Regions from separate parts of the Homo sapiens genome. Here region 2 is linked to region 1. Evidence: read pairs that join two places in POLR2A ChIA-PET (ENCODE). Cell type or tissue: OCI-LY7. All regions are shown on one strand. Links, peaks and the distances in the headings refer to the core of each region. The heading gives the core; the rest is flanking DNA. Region 1 overlaps RUFY3 (RUN and FYVE domain containing 3). Region 2 has its middle 26 kb from the start of GRSF1.

Region 1 (12,009 bases), core at 1,359-9,358:
TACAATTGATGAACCTACATTGACACATCATTATCTCCCAAAGTTCATAGTTCACATTAAGGTTTACTCTTGGTATTGTATGTTTTATGGATTTTGACAGATGTATAATGATATGTATCCATATGTCATTATAGTACCATACAAAATAGTTTCATGGCCCTAAAAAATCCTCTGTGCTCCACCTATTCATCTCTCTGTCCTCCAACCCCTAATAACCACTGATCGTACTGTGATTGTACTGTTGTTACCAGGGGTTTACTGTCTCTGTGGTTTTTCCTTTTCCAGAATGTCATGTAGTGGGAATCATAGAGTATATGGCCTTTTCAGACTGGCACCTTTCACTTAGTAATATGCATTTAAGTTTCCTCTGTGGCTTGATAGCTCCCTTTTTTTTTGTTCTTTGAGACAGAGTTTCACTCTTGTTGCCCAGGCTGGAGTGCAGTGGCACGATCTCAGCTCACCGCAATCTCCGCCTCCCAGGTTCAAGTGATTGTCCTGCCTCAGCCTCCTGAGTAGCTGGGATTACAGGCGTGTGCCACCATGCCCGGCTAATTTTGTATTTTTTTTTTTTTTTTTTTTTTTTTTTTTTAGTAGAGACAGGGTTTCTACATGTTGGTCAGGCTGGTCTCGAACTTCCGACCTCAGGTGATCCACCCGCCTTGACCTCCCAAAGTGCTGGGATTGCAGGCGTGAGCCACTGCGCCTGGCGATAGCTCCCTTTTTTTAGTGCTAAGTCATATGCCATTGTCCATTCATTTACTGAAGGACATCTTGGTTGCTCCCAAATTTTGGCAATTAAGAGTAAAACTGCTATAAACACATGTATGCAGGTTTTTGTGTGGACGTAAGTTTTTAACTCAGTTGGGTAAATACCAAGGAATGCAATAGTTAGATCATATGAATTACATCACTGGTTTTTTTGTGTGTGTATTAGTAATTTAGGTGCATTATAAGCAGTATTTAATTATCTATGGGTCTTCACGAATTTTTTTTTTTGAGACAGAGTGTTGCTCTGTCACCCAGGCTGGAGTGCAGTGGCACAATCTCAGCTCACTGCAACCTCCGCCTCCTGTGTTCAAGCGATTCTCCTGCCTCAGCCTCCTGAGTAGCTGGGATTACAGGTGTGCACCACCACACCCAGCTAATTTTTGTATTTTTAGTAGAGATGGGGTTTCACCATGTTGGCCAGGCTGGTCTTGAACTCCTGACCTCAAGTGATCCACCCGCCTCGGCCTCCCAAAGTGCTGGGATTACAAGCGTGAGCCACCGTGCCCAGCCAATAATTTTTATCCATTCAGATTTTTTTTTGTTTTTAGTAGAGATGGGGTCTTACTATGTTGCTCACTCTGGTCTCAAAGTCCTGGGCTCAAGCAGTCCTCCCGCCTTGGTCTCCCCAAGTGCTGGGATTACAGGTGCGAACCACCATGCCGAGCTACCAAACAAATGTTTTAAGATGCATAAAAGATTGCAAAATTATCTGATGGTGCATCACAAGTACAAATATGTCAGAAAAGTCTGAATACCTGCTTCAACCACAATACTGTTCAGTCACGTCTTTCTGCCAGCCTATTATTTAAAGAATCTATTCATGCGCCTATTATTTTTTTCTTTTAAAAAATTTTTTCTCCAGTGCCACTTGCCAACATCCACCTATTATTCTAAAAGTAAAATATTTACTAAAGCCTTTCTTTTTGTAGTTTTTTTTTTACTATTTTTGTAGATGGCTATAATCAACCATGATGACTATGATTCAACCATGAATCAACCATTTTTGTCCTTGTCTCTGGATTTTTGAGATTTTTGTTACAATAAGGAATTCTGTGGATTTCTCTTACAGTGAATTCTACGAACCCAATGCCCTCATGATGGAAGAAGAAGGAGCCATAATTGCTGGTCTGTTGGTGGGTCTGAATGTCATTGATGCCAATTTCTGTATGAAAGGAGAAGACTTGGACTCTCAGGTATGGGAAAGAGACTCATTCCCATGGGTGTCACTCTGAGTTCTGCTATCTCAGAAGTGGATTTGATTAGGTTATACCAACCAAATTAGGCCATATTCTATGAGTCATAAACAGGATTTCCTTCCATTTTGATGGGAATATAAAAAAAAGATTGTTTTTCCTTCCAGTTTGGCTCATTTATACGTTACGAATGTTTTTTAGATTCTTGTCTTGGCTGTACTCTCTGTTAAACATACATATACACACACACACATACACATTTACATACACATACATACACACACAAACACAGGTATACCCAGAGATATTGCAGGTTTGGTTTCAGATCACAACAATAAAGCAAATATCATAATAAAGCAAGTCACATGCATTTTTTGGTTTCCCAGTACATGTAAAAGTTTGTTTATACTAGGCCAGGTGCGATTGTTCACACCTGTAATCCCTGCACTTTGGGGCAGGAGTATCACTTGAACCCAGAAGTTTGAGACCAGCCTGGGCAACATAGTGAGACCCCGTCTCTACAAAAAATAAAAAATTAGCTGGTTGTGTAGCTACTTGGGAGGCTGAGGCAGGAGGATCACTTAAGCTTGGGAAGTCGAGGCTATAGTTAGCCATAATTGTGCATTCCAGCCTGGGTGACAGTGAGACCCTGTCTCAAAATAAAACTCTAAAAAAAATTTTTTAAATAAAAAGTTTGTTTGCATTATACTGTAGTCTATTAAGTATGTGATAGTGTAAGTGTAAAAAATAATGTACATACCTTAACTTAAAAATACTTTATTGCTAAAAAAATGCTAACAATCACCTGAGCCTTCAGTGAGTTGTAATCTTTTTGCTGGTAGAGGGTCTTACCTCAGTGTTAATGGCTGCTGACTGATCTTGGCAGTTGCTGAAAGTTGAGGTGGCTGTGGCAATTTCTTAAAATAAGACAACAATGAAGTTTACCACATTAATTGGCTTCCTTTACAAAAGATTTCTCTGTAGCATACCACGCTGTTTGACAGCATTTTACCCACAGTAGAATTTCTTTCAAAATTGGAGTCAGTCCTCTCAAATCTTGCTGCTGCTTTATCAACTAAGTTTATGTAATACTCTAGTAAACCATGCTGTAAACAGATGTGCTGTCTTTGTTGTACCCTTTATTTTTGTTTTGTTTTTGTTTTTGTTTTTTGTTTTTTAGAGACAGAGTCTTAATGTGTCTCCCAGGCTGGAATGCAGTGGCACCATCTCAGCTCACTGCAACCTCCGCCTCCTGGGCTCAAGCAATCCTCATGCCTCATCCTCCTGAGTAGCTGGACTACAGGCATGCACCACCACACCTAGCTAATTTTTTTATTTATAGTAGAGATGGGGTTTTGCCATATTGCCCAGGCTGATCTCAAACTCATGGCCTCAAGTGATCTGCCTGCCTTGGCTTCCCAAAGTGCTGGGATTACAGGCATGAACCACCATGCCCAGCCCACTATTCCATTTATAAAGCATAGGCAGAGTAGATTTAGCATCATTCTTAAGGGCCCTAGGATTTTCAGAATGGTAAATGAGCACTGGCTTCAACTTAGAGTCACCAGCTGTATTAGCCTCTAACAAGAGAGTCAGTCTGTCCTTTGCAGCTTTGAAGCCAGGCATTGACTTCTCATCTATAGCTATGAAAGTCCTAGATGGCATTGTCTAATAGAAGGCTGTTTTGACTACAGTGAAAATCTGTTGTTGAGTGTATCCACCTTCATCAATTATCTTAATTAGATCTTCTGGATAACTTGCTACAGCTTCTATTATTTACATCAGTGCTTGCTGCTTCAACTTGTACTTTTATGTTATGGAGACACTTTCCTTAAACCTCGTAAACCAGTGGCTGCTAACTTCAGGCTTTTCCTCTGCAGCTTTTTTACCTCTCAATCTCCATAGAATTCAAGAGCATTAGGGCCTTGCTCTGAATTAGGTGTTGGCTTAAGGGAATGTTGTGGCTGGTTTGATCTTCTATACAGACCACTCAAACTTTATTCCTGTCAGCAATAAGGCTGTTTTGCTTTCTTGTCATTCATTTGTTCATGAGTAGCACTTAATTCCCTTCAAGCACTTCTCCTTTGCTTTCACAACCTGGCTGTTTGGCCCAAAAAGCCTACCTTTTGGCCTGTCTTCTCTTTCGACATGCCTTCTTCACTGAGCTTAATTTTTTCTGGCTTTTGATTTAAAATAAGAAATGTGCAATTCTTCCTTTCACTTGAACACTTAGTGGCCATTGCAGGGTTATTAATTGGCCTAATTTCAGTATTGTTGTGTCTTAGGGAATAGGGAGGCCAAGGAGAAGGGAGAGAGATGGGGGAACGGCCAGTAAGTAGAGCAGTGAGAACATACACATTTATGGATTGCTTGCCATCTTATATGGGCGTAGTTCATGGAGCCCCAAAATAATTTTGATAGTAACATCAAAGATCACTGATTACAGGTTATCATAGCAGATGTAATAATAAAGAAAAAGTTTAAAGTACTGTGAGAGTTACCAAAATGTGAAACCGAGACATGAAGCGAGCACATGCTGTTGGAAAAATGGCACTAATATACTTGCATGACGCAGGGTTGCCACAAACCTTCAATTTGTAAAAAATGCAATATCTGTGAAGCAAAGTGCAATAAAATGAGGTATGTGTGTGTGTGCGTGTGTGTGTATACTAAAATATATGCAGTTGACTCTTGAACAACAGAGTAAGGCATTCCACATGGTAGAAACATCCCACATAGAAAATTCACCTAAAACTTTTCATTCCCTAAAAACGTTAAGTACTAATAGCATACGATTAACCAGAGGCCTTACTAGTAACATAAACAGTCAATTAACACATATTTTGTATATTATAAATAGTTATATTTATATTTATTTTATTTTATTTTTGAGACAAAGTCTCACTGTCATCCAGGCCGGAGTGCCGTGGAGTGAACTCAGCTCAGTGCAACCTCTGCCTCCCAGGCTTAATTGATCCTTCCACTTCAGCCTTCAGAGTAGCTGGGACTATAGGAACATGCTACCACACCCAGCTAATTTTTTTGTTTTGTGGAGACAGAGTTTCGCTATGTTGCCTAAGCTGGTCTTGAACTCCTGAGCTCAAGTGATCCTCCTGCCTCGGCCTCCCAAAGTGCTGGGATTACAGGCATGAGCCATGGCGCCTGGCCTATTGTATATTTCATATGCTGTATTCTTACAATAAAGTAAGCTAGAGACAAGAAAATATTATAGGAAAATTATAAAGATGAGAAAATATATTTACTATTCATTTAAATGAATGGATTATCATAAAGGAACCAGATCATCATAAAGGTCTTCACACTAACCAGATTGATGAGGAGGAGGAGGAAGAGGAGGCGGTTGGTCTTGCTGTCTCAGGAGTGGCAGAGATGGAGGAAAACCTTTTTTTTTTCTGCCTGGATGACAGAGTGAGACTTTGTCTCAGAAATAAAATAATATAATATAAATATATATTTTATATTGTGTATATATATAGTATATAGGTGGACTCGCACAATTCAAAGTCGTGTTGTTCAAGAATCAACTGTACAGTTGTCCTTCAGTGTCCAAAGGAGATTATTTCCAGCACCTCCATGAATACCAACACTCACAATGCTCAAGCCCTTACAGTCAGCCCTCTGCGTCCTTGGATTTTAGGACTTGCTGAGAATGAGAGCGAACTGTACTAAAGGCCATTAAAGCACGGTAGTTAAGAGTAAAGGCTCTGAAGCTAACTGCCTAGGTTTGGATTCTGGCTTCCTCATTTTCTAGCTGAATATATTTTATAATTACTTAGTTTCTTGTTGTTTCAGATTTCTTGATGTAATGCAGTTAGAACAGGGCCTAGTACACATTAATTGCCCAATAAATAATGTTTTCACTTTAATTACTTCTCACCCTTTCTGTATGAAATACTATGACAAACTTCTGTTATGTTTTATTCTGGTAAAATAGGAAGGGAAGTAAGATTTTTTGGTGTGGATTTTTTTTTTATTTTTTTATTTTTATTTTTTTTGAGACGGAGTTTTGCTCTTGTTGCCCAGGCTGGAGTGCAATGGTGAGATCCTGGCTTACCGCAACCTCCACCTCCTGGATTCAAGCAATTCTCCTGCCTCAGCCTCCCGAGTAGCTGGGATTACAGGCATGTGCCACCACACCCAGCTAATTTTTGTATTTTTAGTAGAGACAGGGTTTCTCCATGTTGTTCAGTCTGGTCTCGAACTCCTGACCTCAGGTGATCCACCCGCTTCGGCCTCCCAAAGTGCTGGGATTATAGGCAAGAGCCACTGCGCCCGGCCTTTGGTGTGGATTTTTAAAAAGAAATAAGCTAAATAATAAAATGGCAATCTTGAAAAATGAAGACGTGTACATCAATGAAAGTTTGGAGGAACAGACACCAAAATATTAGCAATGGTCATCTTCAGTGGTTGGGATTATGAGTGTTTAATATTACTTCCCCTTTTTTTTAGCTGTATTTTCTGAAACTTCTACAGGGGAAATGTGCTAATTTTTAAAAAGTTATTTCTAAAAATGAACAGGGATTCAGTAGCAGAATACCCGAAATAAGCAAAAGAGAAAGAAACTTTAGACCTTATTTATATTAAGTATTCTGTTGACTGTGTTAGTTGTGATCTAGTCTTCTAGTCTTATTGACATAATCTTGATTCTTTACTTCCAACTCTTGTTAATTCTTGATTAAACTGAAAGTAAAACAGTACATTTTTAATCGTAAATTTCTAGTAAGTGTCATGACTGTATTACTGTTTTGAGTGCCTAGAAGGAGACATTGTGTTATGCCTTGTAAAGAATATCTAATTTTATATTAAAACCTGAAAATTCTCTCTGTAGGTTGGAGTTATAGATTTTTCAATGTATCTCAAGGACGGGAACAGCAGTAAAGGTACTGAAGGGTACGTACAAAGAAAATTAGATTTCTTTTCTCCTGATGTAGCATTTTTTTTCCTTTGGTGGTACTTAAAGTTTACAACAATACTGTTTTAACAGACGTGCTGAAAGAATTTCTGATCATATAGCTTTAATAAAGTCTTGCCAGAAATATCTGACTATTACGCCTACCTCTAAACCCTAAAAGGATTTTTTTGTTTGTTTGTTTAATGATTTTCCTGCTATGTGGTTCAGGGGCAAAGAAAATACAAATTTTCTAAAGGATTCCAATTCTCCATGTCTTATAGTAGGGTTTAAAAACATGGTCATTTTGACCAGAGGAGTCGCATTCTCAGTTTGCTTAAAATTGGCAATATGAAATATGCACTGTGAGGTTATGTAAAATATTGACATTAGGGGAAACTGATTGAAGGTACATGGGAACTCTGTGCTGCGTTTATACCTCTTCTTGTATATCTAAAATTGTGTTAAACACTTTTAAAATATTCATTATGGTACTTAGTAATTAGAGATCAGAAGCACATCTATTCTTTTTATAAATTTAGCCATTGAAAGCATAATTAGTCTGATTTTTAATTTTTGACATTGAGCTAAGATTATCTCACTGTTCTTTTAGTAATTGTATAGGTTTGGGGCCTTAATTTTATCTTACAGCTGAAAAATCTGGCTGTTTATCTTTTGTCTACTACAGATTAGTTGGTTGTAGACGTGAACCTTCTTTATCCACAGTTTAATTTTTCATGTAATAATAAACATTTGGGCCGGGCATGGTGGCTCATGCTTGTAATCCCAGCACTTTGGGAGGCCGAGGCAGGCAGATGACCTGAGGTCAGGAGTTTGAGACCAGCCTGGCCAACATGGTGAAACCCCATCTCTACAATAATACAAAAAAAAAAAAATAGCCAGGCATTATGGCGGGTGCCTGTAATCCCAGCTACTTGGGAGGCTGAGGCCGGAGAATTGCTTGAACCCGGGAGGTGGAGGTTGCAGTGAGCCGAAATCACACCATTGCACTCCGGCCTGGGTGACAAAGCAGGACTCTGCCTCAAAAAAAAAAAAAAAAAAAAAAAAAAAAAAATATATATATATATATATATATATATAAAATAAACATTCAATCTTCGTGAAACCCTTTTTAACCATTCACTTTAAATGTTAAATAGCACTTACAGACAAATATTTAGCCCTTGAGAACAGCTATATTACATCAGAGTGAGCTTAATTCAAGTCCTATGACAATTGGAAAGTTGTTACTATAAATACTACTAGTGAAGCTGAAAAACCTATTAACAAGAAAATTTTTATCCTTTAAATGCGTCTAATAGATTGCAACATCATACCTGTGACCTAAATTATTAATACTGAGGTTTGTAAGCTATAACAAGAGCTTTATTAGTGAGGGGTTTTGTCATTTTTAAACTCCTGACTCTTTCTTGTTGCTATGTCAAGAGGGTTTTACATCAAATCTGTCTTATGGTTCAGTGTATCTGTGCCACAATTTTTTTCTCATGTTTTATGAAAAGATGGGGTGGGGTGGGGTTGGGATCTTGGTATTTCTTATGTTATTTATTTTATTTCTATTTTCTTCCCCTTCCCCCAGAGACGGTCAGATTACTGCAATTCTGGACCAGAAGAACTATGTAGAAGAACTGAACAGACATTTGAAGTAAATAATGAATAAATATATTACTTTACTGGGGAATTGTTGAAGGAGAAGGGAAGAGTAAGATGATGCGCAGTGAGGATAAATTCAGACAGTGTTCAACAAATATATGTAGAATTCCTGTTTGCCAGGCACTGAGTTAGGCACTAGATAAATAAATGGCATTTAACAGTTTTGGTGACCTTTAGTGAAAGGCAGTATATAATGTTATATATAATATATAATAACATAGTATATAATATTACGTATGTAATTATAACTCTAGTGATTAAATAGATAAATACGTAAATACATTCAGTTAAGAATTTTAAAATATGTGACATATACAGTTGAAATTGGTAGCTTTTTCAGTTTAGTAGAGATAGCTGCATATTTCAGAACTGATCTTGGGTAAACCACTCATTACATTAGTACCTTTAAATTAATCATATCGTCCAGGTGTGCTGGGCCAAAGCCTGTAGTCCCAACACTTTGGGAGGCCAAGGCAGGAGGATTGCTTTAGCTCAGGAGTTCAAGATGAGCTAGGGTAACATAGCAAGACCTTGTCTCTATTAAAAAACTCAAAACTAGCCGGGCATGTGCCTGTAGTCCCAGCTACTTGTGGGGCTGAGACAGGAGGAGGATCACTTGAGCCTGGGAAGCTGAGGCTGCAGTGAACCCTGGTCTTGCCATTACACCCCACCCTGGGTTACAGAGCGAGACACTGTCTTAAACAAAAAAAAAAAAACGAAAAAAAAGATACATGCTTTGTTTTCCTGCATTTCTCATTTATACATTGAATTAATAGCATTAATTTAATATATAAATTGAATTTCTTTGCCATTATTACAGTTAATTCACCAAGTATTCACAAAGTACAGTAGTTCCCCCTTATGTGGAGGGGATACATTCTAAGACCCCCAAAGGATATCTGAAACCACAGATAGTACCAAACCCTATATATGCTATGTTTTTTCCTATACATATGTACCTATGATAAAGTTTAATTTATAAATTAGGCAAGGTAGGAGATTAGCAACAATAATAAAATAAAACAACTTTAACAATAGACTATAATAAAAGTAATGTGAATGTAGTGTCTCCCTCAAAATCAACACATCCTTTTATTTTGTTTTCATTGAACTTCTTCTTCCTAGTTTTCTCAGGTTTTTTTCCCCCTTCAGTTTTCTGTATTTATATTTCTTATTGTCCTTAAATGACTATGGCTATTCTATATCTGAGCACAGTGAATAAAACATTAAAGTTTAATTAAAAATTAAAGAGGCCGGGAGCAGTGGCTCACGCCTATAATCCCAGCACTTTGGGAGGCCGAGGCAGGCGGATCACAAGGTCAGGATATGGAGATCATCCTGGCTAACACGGTGAAACCCCATCTCTACTAAAAATACAAAAAAAATTAGCCGGGCGTGGTACCAGGCGCCTGTAGTCCCAGCTGCTCGGGAGGCTGAGGCAGGAGAACGGCGTGAACCCGGGAGGCAGAGCTTACAGTAAGCCGAGATCGCGCCACTGCACTCCAGCATGGGCAACCGAGCGAGACTCCGTCTCAAAACAAAACAAAACAAAACAAAAATTAGAGAAAGAAAGCATTAGAAATACCAGTTTCAAGATTTTGTGCATTGAGAAATCATTATTTCCAAAAGATTTTCTAAGGGCCACTGTCCTTACGACAATTCAGTGTTGTATATATGTTCACAGTTTATTTTTTTATCTTAGGAGAAGTAAAAATCCTTACTGGATAATCCTTATTTATTTGTGTTTTTTAAACATACTCATACTTCCCTCTATTGTTTGTGTCATAGAGAGCACAAATCAGATTTGGACATCTTATGTGGGATTTAAACAAATACGTTTATACATGAGTCTATCAAAATCCTTATTTACATGTAAGAAAAAAATACATGCCCAGCTTTGCCCAAGGAAGTCCCAGAGGGAGAACAGTATCTTATTGTACTATTCTTACCTATTTTTGAACCACAGTTGAGTGCAGGTAACTGAAACCACAGAAAACAAAACTATAGATAAGAGAGGACTACTGTATTTTCAGAATTTTCCAGAACATAAAACAGTTTCCTCTCTCCTGAGAAGAGCTATCCAAAAGCTATTGGTATTCTCAAGTACTTTGATGTTCTTGTTATGTTAAGACTACTGAATAATTTTGAAGAATAATTAATATATTCATTAATTATCTTGTTTGTAGTTCTCTTATGAAAAATAGACATTTTTAATTTAAGTAAAACTTATAATATGATTATACTACTGTCAGTAAAATTTTAAGTAGTCTTGGTTCCACCTAGCAAATTCAAAACAATTTAAGTACATTTTCTCTGGGGACCAAGAACTAATATAATGACTTTAATGAACTATGGAGATGTTAGCCAAGCAAAGATATGGTTACAGTTAACAATGAAATATAAACAATGGCACTATTATTTACTCTTTCTATGCCTTAGTTTCTTTATCTGTAAATGAGAATACCTAACATAAAGGGTTGTTGAAAGGAATAAATGCAATAACGCAAATAACGTAATTTAGAAGAGGGTTTGGTGCATGTAAGTATTTAATTCATATAGACTGTTATTATCATATGTAGATAAACAAAGTTTATTCTGTAGGGAATGAACTCTTTTATTTCATTGAATAAATACTTACTGAATTAAAACTCAAATGCCAAAGATAATAGCCTTTTGTAAGCCTAGAGGTCAAGATTTGTGAGCATTAAGGCCTGGCGCAGTGGCTCATGCCTGTAATCCCAGCACTCTGGGAGGCCGAGGCAGGTGGGTCACTTGAGGTCAACAGTTTGAGACCTGCCTGGGCAACATGGTGCAACCCCATCTCCACCAAAAAATACAAAAATTAGCTGGATTTGGTGGTGCATGTCTGTAGTCTCCAGCTACTTGGGAGACTGAGGCAAGAGAATCACTTGAACCCAGGAGGCAGAGGTTGCAGGGAGCCGAGAATCGCACCACTGCACTCCAGTCTCAGCGACACAACGAGACTCCGTCTAAAAATAATAATAATAATAAAATAAAAAATTATGAACATTAGACAATGAAGGATAAGTGTGAAGGGTTTAAAAAGGAAGGTACAGAGTATTGTCTGTTTTTCAAAAGTGACTTTTTTTTCTTCTCTATATTATAGTGCTACTGTAAACAACCTTCAGGCAAAAGTAGATGCATTAGAAAAATCCAACACTAAACTGACAGAGGAGGTAAGTTTTGGAAATGCTTTGATTGACTTATAGAATTTAATATGCATTAGTAGAACCAATAATTTTAATGTAACCTTGGAAAGAAAGAACTTGACTTTTCAAATAATATTGACTGTAGTACATAACTTCTTATTCTTTTTTTTTTTTTTTTTTTTTTTGAGATGGAGTTTCGCTTTTGTTGCCCAGGCTGGAGTGCAGTGGCGCGATCTTGGCTCACCGCAACCTCCGTCTCCCAAGTTCAAGCGATGCTCCTGCCTCAGCCTCCCGAGTA
Region 2 (13,139 bases), core at 2,319-10,318, 93 kb after region 1:
ATACAATGTCAACATGATTATGATAAGGAATTGATTTACTCCAGGTAGATGAGGCAGTCACAAAACAGAATTTTCTATGAATGCTAAGTCGGTACTACTCTGACTAAATGTTCACACTGAGGACATTTAGAAAGTGGAAGCATAGGCTATGGCATCTTCTGGCATACTTACTAAGATAAGGTGGTAGGTTTTTGTTTTTGTTGTTTACTATCCAGATACTGAGAAGTAGTGGCATCAGCTAGTTTTTCCTAAGATGGCAAAAGATAGAGTGTAACCAGAGCCCAAGGTACAGAGTATTCACTGACACACACAAGATACAAAATATCCCTGAACTCTTTCATAAAAGGCATCATTCTGAATAATCACCTCTCTCTTTTTTTGAGAGAGAGTCTTACTGTGTCACCCAAGCTGGAGTGCAGTGGTGCGATCTTGGCTCACTGCAACCTCCGCCTCCCGCGTTCAAGCGATTCTCATGCCTCAGCCTCTCTAGTAGCTGGGATTACAGGCCCGCACCATCACACCCAGCTACTTTTTTGTATTTTAGTAGAGACGGAGTTTCACCTTGTTGCCTAGGCTGGTCTTGAACTCCTGAGCTCAGGCAATCTGCCCTCCTAAGCCTCCCAAAGTGTTAGGATTACAGGCATGAGCCCCGCACCTGGCCTAATCACCTCTTTTAAATAGGTAACACATGAACATAGTATAAAAAGAAAAAAGTGAAACTGCAAAATTATATATGCATACATGTACATGCATGTGCATGCATGCACATACACATAGGATATGGCTTGTCTCTAACAACAGTCCCCTAGTTATCCCATTCTCCTCAAAGATACTGTTACCGGTTTCTTGCATATTCCTTCAGATATGATCTGTGCCATGTTTCATCACTTTTAAACTTGGTAATTCTGCTGTATTCGGGATTTTGACAAGTTTTCTACTGTGAAAGGATATTCGGAAGCCAGTGTGTTCCTAAATTGAGAGCAAAAGGAAAAGGAAGCACAATAGACAAAGAGAGACTGTGTCACAGGAAACAAGGACATTAGGAAAAAAGGCATGAAGGGGCCGGGTGCGGTAGCTCACGCCTGTAATCCCAACACTTTGGGAGGCCAAGACGGGCGGATCACAAGGTCAACAAATGGAGACCATCCTGGCCAACACGGTGAAACCCCGTATCTACTAAAAATACAAAAATTAGCTGGGCATGGTGGCACGCACCTGTAGTCCCAGCTATTCGAAAGGCTGAGGCAGAAGAATCGCTTGAACCCAGGAGGCGGAGGTTGCAGTGAGCTGAGATTGTGCCACTGCACTCCAGCCTGGGTGACAGAGCAAGACTCCATCTCAAAAAAAAAAAAAGAAAAGAAACAAGGCATGAAGGGAAAGGTAAATTGGCTATGGTATTTGGAATAATTTCTCCCCTTCTTTAACACCATGACTTAGGAAAACATAAGACTTCAGAGTCAGACACTTTGATAAAATCCTAGCTATGTCACTGTCTAGCTATATGGTGATATTGGTCAAGCTATTTATCTCTCTGAGCTTTGTTTTCCTAACTTATAAAAATGGAGATGATATTAGTTTCTTCCTATGTGCTAGGTATCTCACCAGCTTGTATTTGGTGGAGCTAGTGAGCTACCTGACACATAGGAAGAACCAAGTAGCTCTATTTGGTAGAGCACATAGGAAGGTGATTTTGTAAATGCAGAAAGTGATAAGGCAGTAAAGGCAATATAGGTAAATATAGCACATAGATCTACCAAATAGAGGAATCTAATAAGTGGTGACTATTATTTTCTTAGATATTGTTTAAAGGAAATGGTATTTGTATTTGTATGTTTTCCCACTCCAATTCTACCTGAATATTTATTTGTTTTAAACTGTCTTGGTTCTGAAAGGATTTAAGGCAGCTGACTCCCGGGAAAATAAATTTTCTTTGGAAAAAAATTCTGTGAAAAGGCCAGGCATGGTGGCTCACGCCTGTAATCCTAGTGCTTTGGAAGGCCGAGGTGGGCAGATCACCTGAGGTCAGGAGTTTGAGACCAGCCTGGCCAACGTGGTGAAACTTCATCTCTACCAAAAAATACAAAAATTAGCTGGGTGTGGTGGCACGTGCCTGTAATCCCAGCTACTTGGGAGGCTGAGGCATGAGAATCGCTTGAACCCAGGAGATGGAAGTTGCAGTGAACCAAGATTGAGCCATTGCATTACAGCCTGGATGACAAGAGTGAAACTCTGTCTCAAAAAAAAAAAAAGAAAAAAAATTATGTGGAAAAAGAAAACACTAAGCTGCAAGTTAAGCTCTGAGAGGCCTCTTGAAGCATATCCTAGGGTCTAGAGCAGAATATACCCTACTGATCTGAAGGATATCAGAGGAATGAGAATTATCACTGTGAAAAGATCTTGGAGGTGCTTATTTCTTATGTACCACATTTAATAAGTACAGTATTGGTTCCCCACTACATTTGAAACCAGGCTCCATATCGTAATGATTGGTTCTTGAAAATTGGTTCTTGAAGAAATCAATAAAGAAACAAAATGAAGGAGGGACTCCTGTCCCAGGCAGAGGGAACAGTTTTTGCAAAACCCCAGAGGCATGAAGACTTGGAGAATTCAAGGAATTGCAGATGGTTTATAGCAGGAATACTAACATAATGAGAATTTTGGAAAGTCTGATGGAAATGAGAGCATTAAAAAGGTTTGGGTGCACTGGGTGAATGCATCTTAAGGAACTTGAACTGCATCTGGAAGAAGATAGGGTGCCCACTGAAATAGGAAGGTAACATAAACACATTTAAATTTAGAAATTCAACTCTGTGCTGAACATGGTGGCTCTTGCCTACAATCCCAGCACTTTGCCAGGCCGAGGCAGGAGGATCGTTTGAGCCCAGGAATTTGAGACCAGTCTGGGCAACATAGCAAGACCAATCTCTACAAAAAATGAAATAATTAGCCAGGTGTGGTGGCACATGCCTGTAGTTCCAGCTACTAAGGAGGCTGAGGTGGGAGGATTGATTGAGCCCAGGAGGTCAGGGGTACAGTGAGCTATGATCACACCACTGCACTCCAGCTTGAGTGACAGAGTGAGACCTATCTCAAGAAAAATAAATAAACAAATAAATTTAACTCTGGCAATAATTTGAAGGAGGGATTGTAGGAAGACAAGAGACCAGAGTTGATTAGGGAACTAATGCAATAATTCACAGGACAAAAGAGCAGAGCCTGGGCCAAGAGAGCAATTTCAAGAGCTGTTTGGACTCCTATGGAAATCCTACTCTCCTGAAAAGGGTCTTTTCTAAGTCTTATGGTAGCCTTGGGCAGGAACTCCCAGGTACAGGTCAAACTAAAGCAGCTAGCAGACATGTGTCAAAAGTAAAGGCTTTATTCCTACTTGTCATCAACTGGAGAAATGCCTAATCAAAAAAATAACTTTTGCTATGTCAGAGGACCATAAAGTCTTTGGGACAGAAAAAATATTAAGGATTATTTAAAAATTCAAATCCAATGTTTAATCTTCTTTAAAATGTCCCTGCTAAATTAGGATCCAGACTGTGTTGAATAATTCCAGTGAGAGAAATCCTCTATTCTTGAAAAAAAACTTTCTCACGTATGCTCTAATTTAAAAAGGAAGAAGAAAAAAAGAAAACTAGGAAATTTTGTTTAATAGGGACTTGCAAGTTAAGATTCCAGATGCCATCCAGATTTTCCATTGACTTCCTTCGTGCTGTCTTCCTGAAATGCATTTCTGTATAATGATGCATATGTAGGACCGACTTTATGGATAGGTAAAAAGAAGCTATTCCCTAAGTAATGTCATTTGTGGGACCAGGAAGCAAAGCCTTTCCTCCCTCAACCACCCCCACCCCAAGCTGTCATAGAGTCTCAAATCCCACCATTAGCATTTCTGAAGAAATAGCACATTAAATGAAGCCACACTAGGGTGTTAACAACATATCAGATAGATTTTGTCCTGACATTGGGGACCGTGGGAAATACAGAACCACTAGCAAAGGAGAAAGCACTAAAAATAGAGAAGAGGGAGGCAACACTAAGGCAGGGTGAACCAGAGATTCCCAGCAGTCCACAGACAGAGAGCCTTGGTTGATTACATGAGAAGGACCTGGAATTTGTTCAAAATACTGTTTTTAGGATTCCTCCTTGTATTATTTGTCACAAGAGGTCTGGGGTGGATTCCTGGGTGATTTCGATGTGCAGCTAAGTTCAGAAACTGTTAACTATGAAGCCACATAAAAAGAAACAAACATCAACAACAAAAAAACCCCACATGACTTCCCCACCTCACGTAAACACAGAGTCAATGTTCCCATCCTGCCTAGGCCCATCACAGTTTGTTCATATGAACGGCTCTTGCCCTAAAGTCTCTAAGGGAAAGGTTATGGGAAAAGCCAGTGACACATTAGGTACCTGTTGAAATGTGTCACTGACGTTGTGAAAGTTTTTAAGTCTACTTAAACAACAGTGAGTTTTCAATGAACAGAACTATGATAATGAGTACAGAACAACACATAACAGTTTGCCTTTAAAACTTGTCGGCAATGGTGAAACCCCATCTCTACTAAAAATACAAAAAGTTTAGCCGGGCATGATGGCGCATGCCTGTAATCCCAGCCACTCAGTAGCCTGAGGCAGGAGAATCGCTTGAACCCAGGCGGCGGAGGTTGCAGTGAGCCGAGATCGCGCCACTGCACTCCAGCCTGGGCGACAGAGTGAGACTCTGTCTCAAAACAAACAAAAAAACTTCTTGGCAATTGGAATGTCTATGTCTCTTAGGATAAGACTTTACTCCTGGCATACCACTCAGAGCAGACCTCTCAAAGTTTATAAAAGAAATTAAGGAGCCTTGTTAGATGGTAACTATTTACACAAAATTATTTTACCTACTATTATAATTGGTTAATTGATCTTTCAAAGTTCCACAGTGACTGATGGTAAGTCACTCTGACGCAAATGCCCAGTGCCCTAAATGTTTAAATTTATATAAACATTAGGTCATCAGGCCTCGTGATAGCTTTGTGAATTAAGTGGCAAGTTTTAGTTCACTTTAAACTATAGAAAATAGACAAGGGAGCAAAAGTGCATTAAGGTATAATGCAGTGATTTAAAAAAATATTCTTGGCCGGGCGCAGTGGCTCACATCTGTCATCCCAGCACTTGGGGAGGCTGGGGCAGGCAGATCATGAGGTCAGGAGATCGAGACCATCCTGGCTAACATGGTGAAACCCCGTCTCTACTAAAAATACAAAAAATTAGCTGGCCGTCTATTGTCCCAGCTACTCTGGAGGCTGAGGCAGGGGAATTGCTTAAACCCAGGAGCAGGAGGTTGCAGTGAGCTGAGGTCACGCCACTGCACTCCAGCCTGGGTGACAGAGCAAGACTCCGTCTCAAAAAAATACATATATATTCTTATAATTATAGTTGAAGCACTCAGATTGAAGATATAAAAACAATTAGGATTTGTTTAGCACTTTACAATTTACAAAATTCATTTGCATATTTGATTCTTCTAACCATCCTGTGATATAGACAGGACAGGTATTGAGCTAATAATTTTATAGTTGAGGACTTCTCAAGACTCAAAGTTTGAGGGACTTGCCCTAGGTTTATAAGAACAGCCTAAGTTTTTAAAAAATCCAGCTATGAACCAGAGTGTCATACATTGCTTTCTGTTTTCTAAATAAATTATAATAAACTCAATGAATAGAGAAATTGTCATAATTCATATATAAGGACTTGTTTAGTTGAATTATTCCTGGATACATGTAGTAAATAGTAATAGAGCACCTATTCTGAGCTCAGCACTGTGTTGATTGTGTAAATGATCTCTAATCCTCATAACAATACTGCAAGATAAAGTAGGGCGTTGTGGCTCATTCCTGCAATCCCAGCACTTTGGGAGGCCAAGGCAGGTGGATTGCTTGAGTTCAAGGCCAGCTTTGGCAACAAGCGAGACCCCCTGCTCCCCTGTCTCTACAAAAAATTAAATATTAGTCAGGCATGGTGGCTTGTGCCTGTATTCCCAGCTACTCAGGGAGCTGAGGTGGGAGGATTATGCGAACCCAGGAGATCAAGGCTGCAGTGAGCCATCATTGTGCCACTGCACTCCAGCTTGGGCAACAAAGTAAGACCCTGTCTCAAAAAAAAAAAAAAATATATATATATGTATATATATTGCAAAATGAGATATCTTGCAGTGTGTATATATACACACACAGTATATACAAACTATATATATATATATATATATGTATATACACTGCAAGGTATTATCTCGTTTTGCAAAAGAGGAACTTGAGATCTGAGAGTTTTTTTTTTTTTTTTTGAGACGGATTCTCACTCTGTTGCCCAGGCTGGAGTGCAGTGGCGCAATCTCGGCTCACTGCAACCTCCAACTCCCAGGTTCCAGCAATTCTCCCTGCCTCAGCCTCCCGAGTAGCTGGTATTACAGGCACACACCACCATGCCTGGCTAATTTTTCTATTTTTAGTAGAGACGGGGTTTCACCATGTTGGCCAGGCTGGTCTCGAACTCCTGACCTCAGGTGATCCGCCCACCTCAGCCTCCCAAAGTGCTGGGATTACAGGTGTGAGCCACCACGCCCAGCCTCTGAGACTCTTAAGTGAGGTGCTTAATGCTTAATAATAAGTTGCAAGGCCGAGGCGGTCAGATCACCTATGGTCAGGAGTTCAAGACCAGCTATTTTGGGAGGCTGAGGCAAGAGGATTGCTTGAACTTGGGAGGTGGAGGTTGCAGTGAGCTGAGATCATACCACTGCACTCCAGCCTGGGTGACAGAGTAAAACTCTGTCTCAGAAAAAAAAATAATAAGTTGCAAACCCAGCTTTCAAATCCCCATCTCTTTAATTTAATTCCAAAATTCTTTTCATTATACCTTTCTATACCTTTCTTTTTTTTCTTTTTTCTTTCTTTTTTTTTTTTTAGGTGGATTCTCACTCCATCACCCAGGCTGGAGCGCCATGGCATAATCTCGGCTCACTACAACCTCCACCTCCCTGGTTCAAGCGATTCTCCTGCCTCAGCCTCCCGAGTAGCTGGGATTACAGGCACCCACTACCACGCTCGGCTAATTTTTTTTGTATTTTTAGTGGAGACAGAGTTTCACCATGTTGGCTAGGCTGGTCTCGAACTCCTGACCTCAGGTGATCCGCCAGTCTCGGCCTCCCAAAGTGCTGGGATTACAGGCGTGAGCCACCGTGCCTGGCCATTACACCTTTCTTTTTTTTCTTTTTTTTTTTTTTGAGGCGGAGTTTCGCTCTTGTTGCCCAGTCTGGAGTGCAGTGGCGCAATCTTGGCTCGCCGCAACCTCCGCCTCCTGGGTTCAAGCAATTCTCCTGCCTCAGCCTCCCGAGTATCTGGGATTACAGGCATGTGCCACCATGCCTGGCTAATTTTTTTTGTATCTTTAGTAGAGATGGGGTTTCTCCATGTTGGCCAGGCTGGTCTCGAGCTCCTGACCTCAGATGATCCACCCACCTCAGCCTCCCAAAGTGCTGGGATTACAGGCGTGAGCCACCGCGCCCAGCCGCTACACCTTTCTTAAATGACTCTAAGACTGTTTACTTACAGTCCTCAGTTTTTAGTAACTTTAGAATTACTCATTTATACACATGCACTGTTCATTCATTTATACAACCACACATAATGAAAACTTATTTTTTCCACAGATAATGTATTTCTAGGACCTGGACATTAGCTGAACTCTTGATATAAAAAGAAAAAAATGTCTTTATGGGCTGGGTGCAGTGGCTCACACCTGCAATCCTAGCACTTTGGGAGGCTGAGGCAGGCAGATCACTTGACGTCAGGAGTTTGAGACCAGCCTGGCAATATGGTGAAACCCCACCTCTATTAAAAAAAAAAAAAACTACAAAAGTTAATCTGGCATGGTGGTGTGTGCCTGTAATCCCAGCTACTTGGGAGGCTAAGGTGGGAGAATTGTTTGAACCTGGGAGATGAAGGTTGCAGTGTGCCCAGATCGTGCCATTGCACTCCAGCTTGGGCAGCAGAGCCAGACTCTGTCTCAAAAACAACAACAAAATGCCTTTATAGACTGTAGTCTAGCCTGGGAACTATATCAGTGAACAAATGACTATAAGGTGATAAGTATTGTGTTGAGGATATTTACAAAGAGCTATCAATACTAACAGGAAACAATCACTGCCTCAGCTGTGCCTGGATGTGCTAGTTTTTTGTTTGCTTGTTTGTTTTGTTTTGTGTTTTTTGAGACGGAGTCTCGCTCTGTTGCCCAGGCTGGAGTGCAGTGGCGCAATCGCCGCTCATTGCAACCTTCGCCTCCCGAGTTCAAGCAATTCTCCTGCCTCAGCCTCCTGTGTAGCTGAGATTACAGGTGCATGCCAACGCACTCGGCTAATTTCTGTATTTTTAGTAGAGACGGGGTTTCTCCATGTTGGTCAGGCTGGTCTTAAACTCCTGACCTTGTGATCTCTGCCCCCCTCAGTCTCCCAAAGTGTGCTGGGATTACAGGCATGAGCCACCGTGCCTGGCTTTTTTTTTTTTTTTTTTTGGTGTGTGTGTGTGTGTGTGTGTGTGTGTGTGTGTGTGTGTGTGTGTGAGACAGAGTTTCACTCTTGTTGCCCAGGCTGGAGGGCAACGGCATGATCTCGACTCACTGCAACCTCTACATTCCGGGTTCAAGAGATTCTCCTGCCTCAGCCTCCCACATAGCTGGGACTACTGGCACGCAACACCACTCCTGGCTTTTTTCTTTTCATAGAGATGGGATTTCACCAAGTAGCCCAGGCTGGTTTCAAATTCCCGGACTTAAGCGATCCACCTGCCTAGGCCTCCCAAAATGCTGAGATTACAGGCATGAGCCACTGTTCCTGACCGATGGGCTAATTTTGAATGTGTGAAATATTAAATCAAAATCTCTAGTGGGCAACATTTAGTTGGTTCATTTTAATATTATGTAATGTGCTTGAACTAATAAAAAAGTAAACTTTAAAAATTATTTTTGTTTTTGTTTGGAAATCATCACAATAAAATAAATTTTTTTTTATTTTGTTTGGAAATGGAAATTCCAGAATAATTTCAGTAATAGGTAAACTCTATAAAGCATTCAGAGGTTTGTGTAATTACTAATGTAGCTAGAGCAGTTTCTCAGTTCATCTGACAACTAGTCCAGGCACAGTGGCTCACGCCTGTAATCCCAGCATTTTGGGAGGCTGAGGTAGGTGGACTGCTTGAGGTCAGGAGTTTGAGACCAGCCTGGGCAACATGGGGAAACACTGTCTCTACCAAAAATATAAAAAACTAGCCGAATGTGGTGGCGCAGCTGCTTGGGAGGCTGAGGTGGGAGGATAACTTGAGACTGGGAGGCAGAAGTTCCAGTGAGCTGAGATTACAACACTGCACTCCAGCCTGGGCAACAGAGAAAGACCCTGTCTCAAAACAAAACAAACAAACAATACTGATAACTATTATGGTCCTCATTTTTACTTATGGTCACCTAGTCATAGCAGATATTTATAATTACTATCCATACCATAGACCCTTTGCCCTTAGCAAGCACCTCATCTGGTCATGGTTCCTTGACTGGTGGGGTATCCCAAATCTTCATTTCTGAAGGGTCTGGATCATTAGCAGTCCCCTCTGAATTGGGTTGTTAGGGTTTCTCCCTTGACTTTAATCACAGGACATGGGATATTAACAGCACTCCAGGGATCACCCACATTCCAGACATACTTTTCCTTATCCCCATTGTGTAGAAGCAACCCAGTTTTCCCCTGGTGATCAGAACCAATCACTCTAGGTAGTCAGAACAGTTACCTTCTATTTTGTCTGTTGATTCATTGGCATGATGAGCCCAAAGTGACCATGTGGCAGTCTCAACTTTCAGTTTAGTGGAACAATTGCTATGTCCTCTAGTGGAAGCATCCTACTTTGGGAACTAAGTCCTCCAAGCTAGCAGATCTCAAATTCTCAGGGATAGGAGGCAAAAAAAGTTTCCTAGTAGATCATTAAGAATAATAATGAAAGGAGCCATGTCCAAACTCACCACCACCTTAATTCCCAGACCCATGAATCCTGGCTGTAGAAGAAAGAGCACCATCTATGTTATTTTCTTTTCCTTTTATTTATTTATTTATTTATTTATTATTAATTTTTTTTTTTTTTTTTTAGAAACAGGGTTTTGCTATGTTGCCTAGGCTGGTCTCAAACTCCTAGCCACAAGTGATCCTCCCACCTTGGCCTCTCAAAGTGTTGGGATTACAGGCATGAACCACTGCATCTGACCTATGTTATTTTCTGATTTAGAGCATATACTACATCCTGGAGGACATTGTCTAGGCCTCACAATGTATGCCATATGACACTTAGCTGGTGCCATAAATGAGTCTTCAAAAAGCCATTCCACCTTTCCATCAGGCCAGTGGCTTTAGGATGAGGGTGACAGGGTAAGACTGGTGAATTTTATTAATATAAGCATAGTTCCATTGCTGTATTTCATTTCTATGCAAAAACTTCCTAGGCTGGGTACGGTGGCTCACACCTGTAATCCCAGCACTTTGGGAGGCCAAGGTGGGCAGATCACTTGAGGTCAGGAGTTCGAGACTAGCCTGGCCAACATGGTGAAACCCTGTCTCTACTAAAAATACAAAAAATTAGCCAGGCATGGTGATGTGTGCCTGTAATCCCAGCTACTCGGGAGGCTGAGGCAGGAGAATCACTTGAACCTGGGAGGTGGAGGTTGCAGTGAGCCAAGATGCCGCCACTGCATTGCAGCCTAGGTGACAGAGTAAGACTGTGTCTCAAAACAAAAAACAAAACAAACAAACAAAAAGACTTCCTGCATCAGAAGTGATGCTATATGGAATACCATGATTGTGGATAAGTCACTCCGTAAATTTGTGGATGGTGGTTTTGGCATAACCTCTACGTGCAGGGAGAGAAAATCCCTATAAAGAGTATCTGTTCCAGTGAGAACAAAGTGCTGCCCCTTCCGTGATGGGGGTGGTCCAACGTAATAAATCTGTCCCCTAGAGAATCATTCTAAATAGGGGGCTTAGTTGTGATTTGCTCTAGCAACAAAAAATTGGAATTCACAAACACAAGCTGGAATCCACCTGTTGTTCAGTCTCACAACCTCCGACTGTGATGATGTGGGTATCCTGCAGAAGCTGGCACCCCTCGTTATGAGGCTAAACATGAACCTGGCCCAGGAGGCAGAGAAGCTGAAGTGGGCAGTGGGGAGCTACAGCAGCTTCTGTCCCACATCAAGGAGATAAGCCAGCAGATAAATAACACATGTGTAATGTGCAACGACACTTGGTGCCTCTGCACTGATCTCTTTTTTTTTTTTTTTTTTTGAGTCAGTGTCACTCTGTCGCCGAGGCTGGAGTGCAGTGGCGCCATCTTGGCTCACTGCAACCTCTGCTTTCCAAGTTCAAGCTATTCTAGGGCCTCTGCCTCCTGAATAGCTGTGATTACTAGGCGTCCACCACCATGCCTGGCTAATTTTTGTATTTTAGTAGAGACAGGGTTTCACCGTGTTGGTCAGATTGGTCTCGAACTCCTGACCTCAAGTGATCTGTCCTCCTCGGCCTCCCAAAGTGCTGGGATTACAGATGTGAGCCACTGTGCCCAGCCTGCACTGACCTTCTGAGAGTGAAGACAATATGTTGCTGCTCCCTTTCTGCTTTCCACATCTCATGCAAAATGTCTCTGTGGCCCACTTTGAGAATGTACAGGGAAGATAATTCTGGGAAATGTAGTTCAGCCTAGCCAAGTAGGCACATTACAAAGCCACTACAGAAGGTGATAAGTGCTATAGTGAAAAAAATAATAGAGCGAGGAAAGGCAGATAAGAACTGGGAAAAGGGGTGAATTTCAATTTGTAACAGTAGGGTAGGCATCAATAAGAAGGTAGTATTGAACAAAACTTTCAAGGAAATGAGGAAATAGCCTTGCAGATATCTGGGAGAAGAGCATTCCTATTACAGAGAAAAATCTTTGCTCCAAGTTCTGCATTCATAAAAAAGGAAAAGTAACAATACCTATCTCAACATCATAGCGTTGTTATGAAGATAAAATGAATTACTACCTGCAAAGGACTTAGAATAATGCCTAGAATTTTAAAAATTGAGGATGGACATGGTTGCTCATGCCTGTAATCCCAGCACTTTGGGAGTCCTAGGCAGGAAGATCACTTGAGGCCAGGAGTTTGAGATCAGCCTGGGCAACACAGTGAGACCCCCATCTCTACAAAAAAATACAAAAATTAGGCCGGGCGTGGTGGCTCACTGCACTCAGCACTTTGGGAGGCCAAGGCGGGTGGATCATGAGGTCAGGAGTTCGAGACCAGCCTGACCAACATGATGAAACCCCGTCTCTACTAAAAATATTAAAATTAGCTGGGCGTGGTGATATGCACCTGTAATCCCAGCTACTCAGGAGGCTGAGGCAGGAGAATCACTTGAACCCGGGAGGTGGAGGTTGCAGTCAGCTGAGATCGTGCCATTGCACTCCAGCCCGGGTGACGAAGTGAGACTCTGTCTCAAAAAAAAAAAAATTAGCTGGGAGTGGTGGTACATACCTGTAGTCGCAGCTACTCCGGAGGCTGAGGAGGATTCACTTGAGCTCAGAAGTTTGAAGCTGCAGTGAGCTATGATCACACCACTGCACTCTAGCCTGGGCAACAGAACAAGACTGTCTCTAAAAAAAAATAATAATAGGCCAGGCATGGTGGCTTATGCCTATAATCCCAGCACTTTAGGAGGCCAAGGCGGGTGGATCATGAGGTCAGGAGTTCAAGACCAGCCACGCCAACATGGTGAAACCCTGTCTCTAAAATATAAAAAATTAGCTGGGCGTGGTGGTGCATGCCTGTAGTCCTAGCTACTTGGGAGGTGGAGGCAGGGGAATCATTTGAACCCGGGAGGCAGAGGTTGCAGTGAGTCGAGATCGCGCCACTGCACTCCAGCCTGGCGACAGAGCGAGACTTTGTCTCAAAATAATAATAATAATAATAATAATATATAAAATACTATTATTTTTGGTGTATTGAATACCATATGATTTCTAAAACCCTTACTATAATAGTTCAGATATGAATCCAGGAAAATGATTGTGTATCATATTATCATC

Evidence for each region. ChIA-PET counts read pairs that join two places held together with the same protein. Peaks named below come from ENCODE experiments on the same cell type or tissue, not always from the same donor. Only the 100,000 strongest peaks of a DNase experiment are listed, where the experiment ranks them.
Region 2: POLR2A ChIA-PET joins it to region 1 with 10 read pairs; 2 of 35 experiments call an interaction of 5 or more read pairs at or near these places.

The regions. Positions count from the first base shown.
Region 1 is chr4:70,766,701-70,778,709 of GRCh38, forward strand. It overlaps RUFY3 (RUN and FYVE domain containing 3), which reads left to right. Exons shown (of 18, transcript NM_001037442.4): 5 at 1,838-1,961; 6 at 6,811-6,872; 7 at 8,468-8,533; 8 at 11,669-11,738. Among named protein-coding and RNA genes, the nearest start is that of RUFY3, 51 kb to the left of the region's middle. In OCI-LY7, for the core only: no CTCF peak of the experiment used is centred there; no DNase peak of the experiment used is centred there.
Region 2 is chr4:70,859,235-70,872,373 of GRCh38, forward strand. No RefSeq gene overlaps it. Among named protein-coding and RNA genes, the nearest start is that of GRSF1, 26 kb to the left of the region's middle. In OCI-LY7, for the core only: no CTCF peak of the experiment used is centred there; a DNase peak (open chromatin) is centred at 6,307.